Linked DNA regions of Mus musculus: region 2 is linked to region 1. Evidence: chromatin loops called from intact Hi-C (ENCODE). Cell type or tissue: heart. All regions are shown on one strand. Links, peaks and the distances in the headings refer to the core of each region. The heading gives the core; the rest is flanking DNA. Region 1 has its middle 34 kb from the start of Tm4sf1. Region 2 has its middle 18 kb from the start of Gm51274.

Region 1 (5,387 bases), core at 101-5,100:
TGTTGTGATTTAATGTTTGTCTCAAGCTTTCCATCTTGCTTTCTTATTAGACCTATTGGTTACTCAGGAATGTATCATTTAACTTCCTCATCTCAGTATTTCCAGTGGTCAACAGGGGGCAACATGTGGGTAGAAGCATTTCCAGTGGTTAACAGGGGCAACCTGTGGGTAGAAGCAGTTGTGTGCACAGAGACAGGAGGTACATGCAGACTGAGCTGCTCAGTTTTGCTCTGAACTTGAAGCAGTTGAAAAAACAAGTTTCAACATTTTTTTTTTTTCAAGACAGGGTTTCTCTGTGTAGCCCTGGCTGTCCTGGAACTCACTTTGTAGATCAGGCTGGCCTCGAACTCAGAAATCTGCCTGCCTCTGTCTCTCAAGTGCTGGAATTTCGAGGCCAGCCTCGTCTACAAAGTGAGTTCCAGGACAGCCAGGGCTACAAAGAGAAATCCTGTCTCGAAAAACAACAACAACAACAACAACACAAAAAAGGAAAAAAAAAAAAAGAAAAAGAAAAAGGAAAAAAAAAAGGAAAAGAAAGAACAAGTTTCTACTCTATCCAAGCAATTGCCAAGGCTGAGAATTATTCTCTACTTCTGTACAGTGTCACCCTTACAAACCGTGATTCTTGGACTCAGATGACATCACCAACTAACTTGCAATGGATGGCAGGTCACAGTTATCAATCAAAAACACCAAGCATTTTAAAAGGTATTTGGGTTGATCTGACCAGCTCTTTTCTTTTTCTTTTTTTTTTATTTCATTTTTTTATTAGATTTTTTTTCATTTACACTTCAAATGCTATCCTGAAAGTCCCCTATACCCTCCCCCTGCCCTGCTCCCCAACCCACCCACTCCCATTTCCTGGCACTGGCATTCCCCTGTACTGGAGCATATGATCTTCGCAAGACCAAGGGCCTCTCCTCCCATTGATGGCTGACTAGGCCATCCTCTGCTACATATGCAACTAGAGACACAGTTCTGGGGGGTACTGTTAGTTCATATTGTTGATCCCTCATAGGGTTGCCGACCCCTTTAGCTCCTTGGGTATTTTCTCTAGCTCCTTCTTTAGGGGCCCTGTGTTCCATCCAATAGATGACTGTGAGCATCCACTTCTGTATTTGCCAGTCACTGGCATAGCTTCAAAAGAGATAGCTATATCAGTGACCAGCTCTTTTCAGCTGTGATCCAGTGGCTTCGGCATGCCTCATCCAGTCAAGAGATTGAAAAGCTCCTTGGATGATTCTATTAGACAGAATAATAGCCACCAGAAAGGATGAATTCTTGAAACATGCAGGTCAAGTTCTTCAGTCTTGCACACGTGGCAAATGCCGTGAGTCTTTCCCAGTAGTCGCTTCCAATGTGCCTGGACACAATTTTAGCACCCTTTTCTAGTCATCTTGTTTGTCAGGCACTGGTAATAGACCAGAGTCACCACTGAGTCTACTTTGGTATCATTCTGTCCTAATCAGTCAGTCTTGTTAGATCTGACTCCGACCCCCCAGCACACCTCATTTCTGCCACCACCATCATGACTTGACATTTTTATAGGACAGCCCTTCAAGCCATCTACTTCAGGACAGCTGTAGAGGCTTCTGGTGCTGCCGTGAGTTCATTCATGTTATGCTTACAGTCTTCAGATCTCAAGAACTTTCAAACATTAACTCATTTGTTTGGGAATGTCTGGTCTTATGAGGACTAATGAGCTAGTGCTTACACAAGCTGTAGTGTTCCCAAGATGAACACATCGTGTCAACTATACACTTCACATTTCAGGGCCTCTGAGAACTTGGAGGAGTTGGCTGCTTTTTAAAAAATGGCTTTGCTATGACTCTCCAATAAGGCCCAGGTTCAGGCCCAGCCATGCTGCTGATCTTTAGAAAGGGAGCAAGGAATGGGACAAGAAATGAGGAGGTGATGCACATGGGACTCAGCCGTTGTTCCTGTCTAGTTTTGTTACCTTAAGCAAGTCCCTTGTGTCACTCAGCTTCTCTTTCCTTGTTTGTCCATGGGAATGGTAATGTCTGCCTGAGATAATGTATGTGAGAATCTGGTCAAAAGCAGACAGTGCTGTGTTAAGAAGCTGAGAGGTGCTTCTGGCTGATTTTGAAACCCATGTATGTGTGTGCATGTTTACATGACAACAGGGTGGGGGAGATGGGGAGTGTATACCTGATTAGAAAGCCTGTCTGAGCCAGGAACCTCACACTGTACTGTCCAGACCTCACTGGGCTCTGTATCCTCATGTTCTCTTGACTGAAGTCCAGCCAAGAACCCCACCTACATGCTTTCTTTTTGCCCTCTCTGTTTCCTTCCCCATCAGCCCTCCATGTCCAGGTCCAGAATTTCTGAGTCTGTGCCAGGTCCTGCCCTGCACACTGACCACCCTCCAGGCCCAGGCCCAGCTAGAAGGCAGCATCTATGTCTCTTCATGAGTCTGTCCCTCCTGAGACACTAAAGGACAGTGCCTTAGTCCTGGATTTCCCAGGCTCTAGAACAGAGAAAAAATTATTGTCATTTATAAATTACACAGTGGGTAGTATTTTGTTACGTTGTATAAATGGGCTAAGATTACAAGACTAACTCACCATGGCCCTGGGGTTAGTGTATTTTGAGTGTTCTGGCATGAGCGTAAGCACATTTTAATGGGTAAAAGGAGAGGCCATTATGATTTGCACGTACCTAGGATCTAATGGAATGCTAGAGTATAAGCCCCAAATAAAATTAAAAGGGAAAAGGATATTGAGGCAAAGCAATACAAGGATGTCATAAGTAGCCTTCATGAGAACCCCATATATGATGGAGAAACATGAAAAATATAGAAGAGAGCAGAGCATTCTGTAACCACTATCATTTAAATTCACTGGTCCCTATCGAAGAGGTATATGTGTTCCGTGGTAGAAAGCAAACACCATAGTTAATACCTAGGGGCCTGCATTATCCACACCCCCCACCCCACCCCTTTCCAGTTTCCTCTCTGCCTCTAGACTATTCTTGGCCGTTCTAGCATGGCAGTCTCTCCAGAAATGGGGGTTCAAAACAATATCATTAAGAGCCTTGACTATAGAAGGGAGCTCTGTTTCCCAGTAAGGGTCCCTATAGTGACTCTCTGTGAAGGAAGCATTTTTAGAAAAATAAACAGGCTTTCGACAGTGACACCATGTGGCCGACAGGAGTAATGACAGCAGTGGGCTGCCGGTCCCTTCCCTAGAGCTGAGAATGATAGCTTGAACTTGAGATGGGCACCTGGAGAGGAAGGCACTTGCCTTCCTGATACTGAAGGGAGTAGGTATGACAGACAGTGATGCTTTTCAGTTTTGTATCTGAAGTTCTTGGACCAGTTCCCATTTCTTAGATTCAATCTAAAGTAAACTTTATAAATTGGCTTTCGTTACATTCTTAAAACTTGGTAACCAAATAATACTGATTTTTGTAGATTCGCCCGAGCCTCTGACTTTTGCTTCATGCTAAGAGCATTATCTCAGCTTCATTTTTTCTATCACTGCATGTATGCTAATTAGTTTTGTTTAAAATAAAAGAAATATGGAAGAGTGAGAAGACCAACAACTGAAATATCAAGAAAAATTATGCAGTGATTATAGCATCTCTGATACATTTCAGATAAAACACCAGTGGTTTTTGGTAACCATTTGATTAAAAAATTTTCAGTTATCATCTATCAACTATTTGTCTATCTATCTATCACCTATCTATAATCTATTTATTTATGTGTATAAGTATTTTGCATAAGTGTATGTATGCACATGGATGCTTGGTACCCACAGAGCTCAGAAGAGGTGTCTCATTCTCTGCAACTGGACTTAGGAGAGGTTGTGAGCCACTATGTGAGAGCTGGGAATCAAACTCACATCTTCTGCAAGATCAACAATTTCTTTTTTCTTATTATTGAATATTTTATCTATCTACATTTCAAATGTTATCCCCTTTCCCAATCCCCCCAGAAACCCCTTATCCCATCCCCCTTCCTCCTGCTTTTATGAGGGTGTGCCCCCACCCACCCACCCACTTCTGGCTCCCCACCTTTGCATTTCCTTGCACTAGGGCATCGGGCTTTCACAGAACCAAGGGCCTCTCCTCCCATTGATGCTTGTCAACTTCTCTTAACTGCTGAGCCATCTTCCTAAACCCACCACTTCGTGTTTAAGGGAAAGTTATTCACCTCACTTATCATGAATTTTTAATTGATAAAATATTTAATTTATTCTAGGTCCAGTCTTAATTTCTTGAAGCATTTATTATTACACGAGAATATGGGTGTATAAATTAGTCAACGTGATATTGTTTATGTGGCTTAGCATAAGAGCCCTGCTAGAAACCAGGGCATGTTCAGGGCATGACTGTGTCTACAATGTGTACAGTAGAAAGCATCGTGTCCATGCAGATAGCTACTCACCCAGAAAGAATCTCAGTGCACTTAGAAGAGGGGCTAGGAGGGGGTCTGAGCCAGCATCATCTGCCACTCCTGATCTTGAATGCATAACGGTATAGACAAATGACAACCCTATTAGATCAGTAATTTACACATGTGAATGAGATGTCAGAGACTAGGTCTGTCAGATTTTAAAGTTAAGACAACTTAGTTTGTTTTAATCATTTATTTATTTATTTACACTCCAGATCTAACCCCCCCTCCTCCATTCACCCTCCGACTGTTCCACATTCCTTATCTCCTCCCCACCCCTCTGTCTCCACGAGGATGTCCCATCCCCAACCCCACCCCAACCAGACTTCTAAGCTCCCTAGGTCCTCCAGTCTCTGTAGGGTTAGTTATATCTTCTCTGACTGAACCTAGACTTGGCAGTCCTCTGTTGTATATGTGTTGGGGGCCTCATATCAGCTGGTGCATGCTGCCTGGTTGGTGGTCCAGTGTTTGAGAGATCTTGGAGGTCCAGGTTAATTGAGACTGCTGGTCTTCCTACAGGGTTGTCCCCCTCCTCAGCTTCTTCCAGCCTTTCTCCAATTCAACCACCTGGGTCAGCAGTTTCTGTTGTTGGTTGGATGCAAATATCTGCATCTGACTCTTTCAGATTACAAATATCTGCTTGTTGGGTCTTCTAAAGGGCAGTCCTGATAGGTCCCATTTTGTGAGGACTCCATAGCCTCAGTAATAGTGTCAGGGCTTGGGACCTCTTCTTGAGCTGGATCCTACTTCAGACCTGTCCCTGGACCTTCTTCTCCCCAGGCTCCTCTCCATTTCCATCCCTGCAGTTCTTTCAGACAGGAACAATTATGGGTCAGAGTTTTGACCATGGAATGACAACCCCCTTCCTCACTTGTTGCTCTGTCTTCCTGCTGGAGGTGGGCTGTATAAGATCCCTCTCTCTACTGTCAGGCATTTCATTTAAGGTCCCTCCCTTTGGGTCCTGAGA
Region 2 (5,387 bases), core at 84-5,083, 67 kb before region 1:
TTGGGTATTTTGGTTAATGTCATTCCTGTTGGGTCCTGGGAACCTCTTGGGTCCCTGGCATCTGGAACTTTCTAGTGGCTACCCCCAGTTCCCCATTCCCTGGCCGCTACACACCTCCATTTAATTTCCTGACCCTCTTTACTCCTCCCCCCCGTCTCCTCCCACAACTGATCCTGCCCTCTTTTCTCTCCCCTTCCTCTCTCCCTCCCAGGTCCCTCTCCCTCCCTCATTCAGAGGGTCATGACCCTTCTGAATGTTGAATGACCTTTTCCTAGAAGTTGCCCAAGATCACCAGAAAACACAGATATTTTCATTATGATTCATAACAATAGCAAAATTAGAGTCATGAAGTAGCAACAAAAGTAATTTTACGGTTGGGGTTATGGCAACATGAATAATTGTATTAAAGGATCATAGAACTAGGAAGGTTGAGAACTACTGCTCTAACGTTTTCCTTAATTATGAATTTAGATCTCCCTGTATCATTTTCATGTTGTAAATGAGTCTTTCAGCAAGAAAAATTCAAGATACTTTCCTATTAAATGAGAAGTGTTTTGAACCTTGAAAATATCCTTCATGCTCATTATAGTTTACAACTAGATCTTACTATTTAGCCTGATAATTAATTCACATTACTTAATTTGAGGCTTTAAGTATTATTTGATAACTATATTTGCACATTATTATTGTTCTTTTGAAATTATAATATGTGTTATCTTATGTTACACATTTAAACATACTGCCATGCAAAGACATATAACTATCACTTAGCTATCGTGGGTGTTACTAAAGTGGGATCTAGCTCAAAGGGAGGTCCCAAGGCATGACACTATTACTGAGGCTATGGAAAACTTACAAAAGGGACCTATCATGACTGTCCTTCAAAAGACCCAACAAGCAGCTGAAAAAGTCAAATGCATATATTTACACCCAACCAATGGACAAAAGCAGTTGACCCCTGTTGCTGAATAAGAGAAGGCTGAAAGAAGCTGAGGAGAAGGGTGATCCTGTAGGAGGACCAGCAGCCTCAATTAATCTGGATCCCTGAGCTCTCCCAAACACTGGACCACCAAACAGACAGCACACACCAGCTGATATGAGGCCCCCAATACACATACAGTAGAGGATTTTCCAGGTCTGTGTTCATTCAGAGATGATGCACCTAACCCTGAAGAGACTGGAGGCCCCAGGGAATTTAGAGGTCAGGTGGGGAGGGGGCATCCACGTGGAGACAGCGAAGTAGGCAGGAGGTGTGGGATGTGGAGCAGTCAGAGGGTGGATGGGGGTGGGGGATAAAATATGGAGTGTAAAAAAAATAAAAAGAAAAAAAAACCAAGGAAGAAAAAAACAAAGGAAAGAAAAGGAAATGAACCGCGTTATCCATGAGCACATGATAAAAGAAAAAAAAAAAACCTTTGAAATATGCTCTAAAGAGATATTCATAGAAAATATGCTCTGGGAACAAACCTTACCAAAAATTTCTTTTAAGGACTTGAGACAGTCTTACTATGTAACGCAGGCTGAAATAAACAGTCACAGGAATGATGTCCTTTTTTAATTCCTGAAAAAATGAATAATTATTAAAAGCACACTGAGAACATGACATGATTCCGGTAGTGATTTCTAAAAGGAGAGGCTTTGGAGTAGAGGAGGAAGGATATATCTGCATGCAGCGATCAACCAAGGATCAGATTTCACCATGAAGACATTCTGCATCAGGTCTGTAAATGACAACTGTTTTCATGTGAAATGTCCTGGCTTTCTCTGGCCTCTATGCAACCTCCCTTGACTCTGCTCTTAGACCCAGCTCAGGTTTAATTTCCCCTCTTTACTGCCACTGCCCTCTTTTGGCTCTTACACTGGACACCTATTTCTTTCCAGCTACAATTCAATGTGTTATTCTGGGCTGGAAACACCTTGAGATTAGAATTGCAATCTTGTGTTACAAGCGAAAAAAACAATTCCTCAAGATTAGTTCTGCTGAGTTAATATAGTGGAAATGAGTGAAGCTAACAATTAAAAGGCAGACAATAAGTCTCAGGCCACATGATAACTGAGGGGGAGCGTAAGGAAGGGTGGGGAGGCTAGCTGGCACCAGCCAGTCTGATGTCCAATGCTGATAGGAGATTGTGTGTGTGTGTGTGTGTATTCATGAAAGTAGTGGTAGTGCAAGGGTAGTGAGCATATAACTGTGTATAAATATTTTTAATATAGCATTGTTCTCCGACCTTTACAAGCATATACTTGTGTGTACTCTTGCAACACATGCATACACACATGTATACACACATCCATACACACATGCATACACACATGCATACACACATGCACACAAATGCTAACTCCTTGTTCAGTTTCTCAGATATAGCTAAAGCCTTTATTCTGCTCTCTCTCTCTCTCTCAATCCTAGACTTATGAATTTACAGACAGCCCTGAACTTCCTGGCCACCAAAGCAAAGGTCCCTAGGGCATAGAGTCTCTCAGTCTTGGCATTTGTCCCTATTTTCCACATCCTGTTCAAGATCCAAAATAAAACAAAACCCACATTGTCACATAAAAACAAGCTGGAGATTGATTTCATTTGAGAACTCAAAATGTTCCCTGAGTCTACTATAAAAATAACACTACATTTCAATTTTAAATGATCTGTTCATGTGTGTTCTTACAAGACCCTACAGTTTCATACCATACAAAAAACTTGAGTCTGCTTCTAACAAAATATCAAACCATTTTCCAGGTGCTAAACTGTATGGAAGTAGAGCCTACACTTGTTATAAAGCTGCTAACGATTATAAATTTGCTTTGTAGCTTGAATGTTTGTGACATTATCATAATTTTATATTTCAGACCACAGAGGGAGGTCATCATTATCATGGTCATTTTTTTTTTAAAGAAACAGTATGATACCTCCAAAAGGAGTATCCACAAGTGCTGAACTTGTGACTCTAACATGATTCTCTCCAGTGCCCAAAAGTGTTCATGGCAAGATATCCCAAGAGTACAATAGTGGCACTTATGTATTGGGGTGACCAACAGCCTAGTTAAAATTAAGGCCCATTTAATAGGAGAAATTAATGTCTCAGACTGTAAAACTAGCCAACTTCCCCTTGGCTGATGAGGTTATAGACCTTAGAGGATGCTCTACTTCTGTTACTTTCCCAAGTCAGTGAAAATTTGTAACTGTATTCTAAATATGCATCTTTATACCTACAGGTAAATGTAGTTCTCACTCCTCATCAAATAAATTTCTCTTTGTACCAGCTGGAGAATTATTACAGAATTCCATAGCTGATCAAAATGTAGAAAACAACTGACCATGGGATGCCCAGCTGTGATAGTTTGTATATTCTTGGACCAGGGAGTGGCACCATTTGGAGGTGTGGCCTTATTGGAATAGGTGTGACTTGGTTGGTGTAGGTGTGTCACTGTGGGTGTGGGCTTAAGACCCTCATCCTAGTTGCCTAAAAGTCAGTCTTCCACTAGTAGCCTTTGGATGAAGACGTAGAGCGCTCAGCTCTGCCTGTGTCATGCCTGCCTGGATACTCCCACTTTGATGATAATGGGCTGAACATCTGAACCTGTATGCCAGCCCCAATTAAATGTTGATTTTTTATAAGACCTGCCTTGGTCATGGTGTCTGTTCACAGCAGTAAAACCCTAACTAAGACACCATCCCAACTGACACATCTACAACACAACCTCTGTCCCTAACAGTTAGGGAACACCATAGGAGAGGAGGAAGAAACCTTTTAAGAGACAAAGGACCAAGGTATCTGGTGTGAGATAATGGCTCCCCAAAATGTTGCCTAAATAAGACCTGCACAATGAGAATAGTAGTTGACATTCCAAGATGAATGGGGAAAACATAACAAGGCTCCCACTCCTAGATGCAAAGCTACAAGCAATTCTTGAGAAAGAAAGAATGAACTTTCTCCAGGGCCAAACACTCTGATAGGCTATACAGTTTCAAATATATATATATATATAATATATATATATATATACAAAACCAAATGTTCTCAGCAGTGTGTGCTTCCTTATATATTCCATTCAAGCATTAAATAAATTAAACATACCACTTTAAAAATTCTTACTAGGTTGTATTCAAGCATTGAATATAAATGGAAGAAGACAACATAAATTTGAGAGAGCATTAGGAGCATGGAAGGAGTTGGTAAGGGAGAGGGGGAGGTAGAAATGATATCAATACAGCAAACACATATAAAACTTTCAATAAATAAATAAAATTATAAAAATAAAGAATAGTACCACCAGACAGTACCAAATTTGTTTGTGAGAACCTATGTAATTTAAAAAATAGATACGACCAGAGTATGCTTTGAATAGGCTAATATTTACTTCTGAAATGGAAAATTCTGTCAATATGAAGAAAAGCTAGAGCCAAGGAAGTTGTTGGAAGAATTTTCACTAGGGGTTAAGAGTTGAAAGCTATCATTGTAGAGTCTTAGCGGCTTTGGGCTGAAAGAGAAGGTGGATACTTAGCATAAGATGTATTGCCTAGGAGGGTGTTTTTTTTAAATTATTATTATTATTTATTAGAACTACAAAAATCCTGCAATTTTAAAATGAAGGCTATACATGGGTGTAAAAATATATAAACATATAAGCCTACATGAATGAGTCTATAAATGAATGTAGCCATATTTCCTGATAAGTATGTATGAAACATGCTAACCTAATCAACTATACATGACAAAAATGCAGAAAAATATTTACTTGCCATTACTTTTTTTCAGTTAACCTAGGGAAGGCACATTAATCGCAAAACAAATAATGGATCCAAACGAATTGTTCTGAGCTTTAAATGCCATCTGTGCCTTTTTTTTAATTTATTTTTTTATTAGGTATTTTCCTCGTTTACATTTTCAATGCTATCCCAAAAGTCCCCCATACCCACCCCCCCAATCCCCTACCCACCCACTCCCCCTTTTTGGCCCTGGGGTTCCCCTGTACTGGGGCATATAAAGTTTGCAAGTCCAATGGGCCTCTCTTTGCAGTGATGGCCGACTAGGCCATCTTTTGATACATATGCAGCTAGAGACAAGAGCTCCGGGGTACTGGTTAGTTCATAATGTTGTTCCACCTATAGGGTTGCAGTTCCTAGGAGGGTGTTTTAAGGTGATACGTTTGACTCATTGAATTTTTTGAACAGAATATACAACATTAGAAATAAAAAGGACCTACAACTAAATGGCAAGATCTCATAATGGGTCTCATAATGACCATGCGTACAAATGGACATAAATGATATTTCACATAGCTATAGCAATTGTGATGTGACATAAAGTGAAAGATATATGACTTTTACTGTTAAAGACAGGCATGTGCTAATCCATTGTGATTCTTTCCTACTTCATAAAGACAAA

The links. Hi-C counts contacts between places; a loop is a spot of excess contacts. Peaks named below come from ENCODE experiments on the same cell type or tissue, not always from the same donor. Only the 100,000 strongest peaks of a DNase experiment are listed, where the experiment ranks them.
Region 2: a loop joins it to region 1, with 2.3 times the contacts of the local background. A loop is called at or near these places in 3 of 42 quality-filtered maps.

The regions. Positions count from the first base shown.
Region 1 is chr3:57,265,518-57,270,904 of GRCm38, reverse strand. No RefSeq gene overlaps it. Among named protein-coding and RNA genes, the nearest start is that of Tm4sf1, 34 kb to the left of the region's middle. In heart, for the core only: a CTCF peak has its summit at 3,172 (motif pointing left); no DNase peak of the experiment used is centred there.
Region 2 is chr3:57,332,325-57,337,711 of GRCm38, reverse strand. It overlaps a transcript of Tm4sf1 not described here. Among named protein-coding and RNA genes, the nearest start is that of Gm51274, 18 kb to the right of the region's middle. In heart, for the core only: no CTCF peak of the experiment used is centred there; a DNase peak (open chromatin) is centred at 2,481.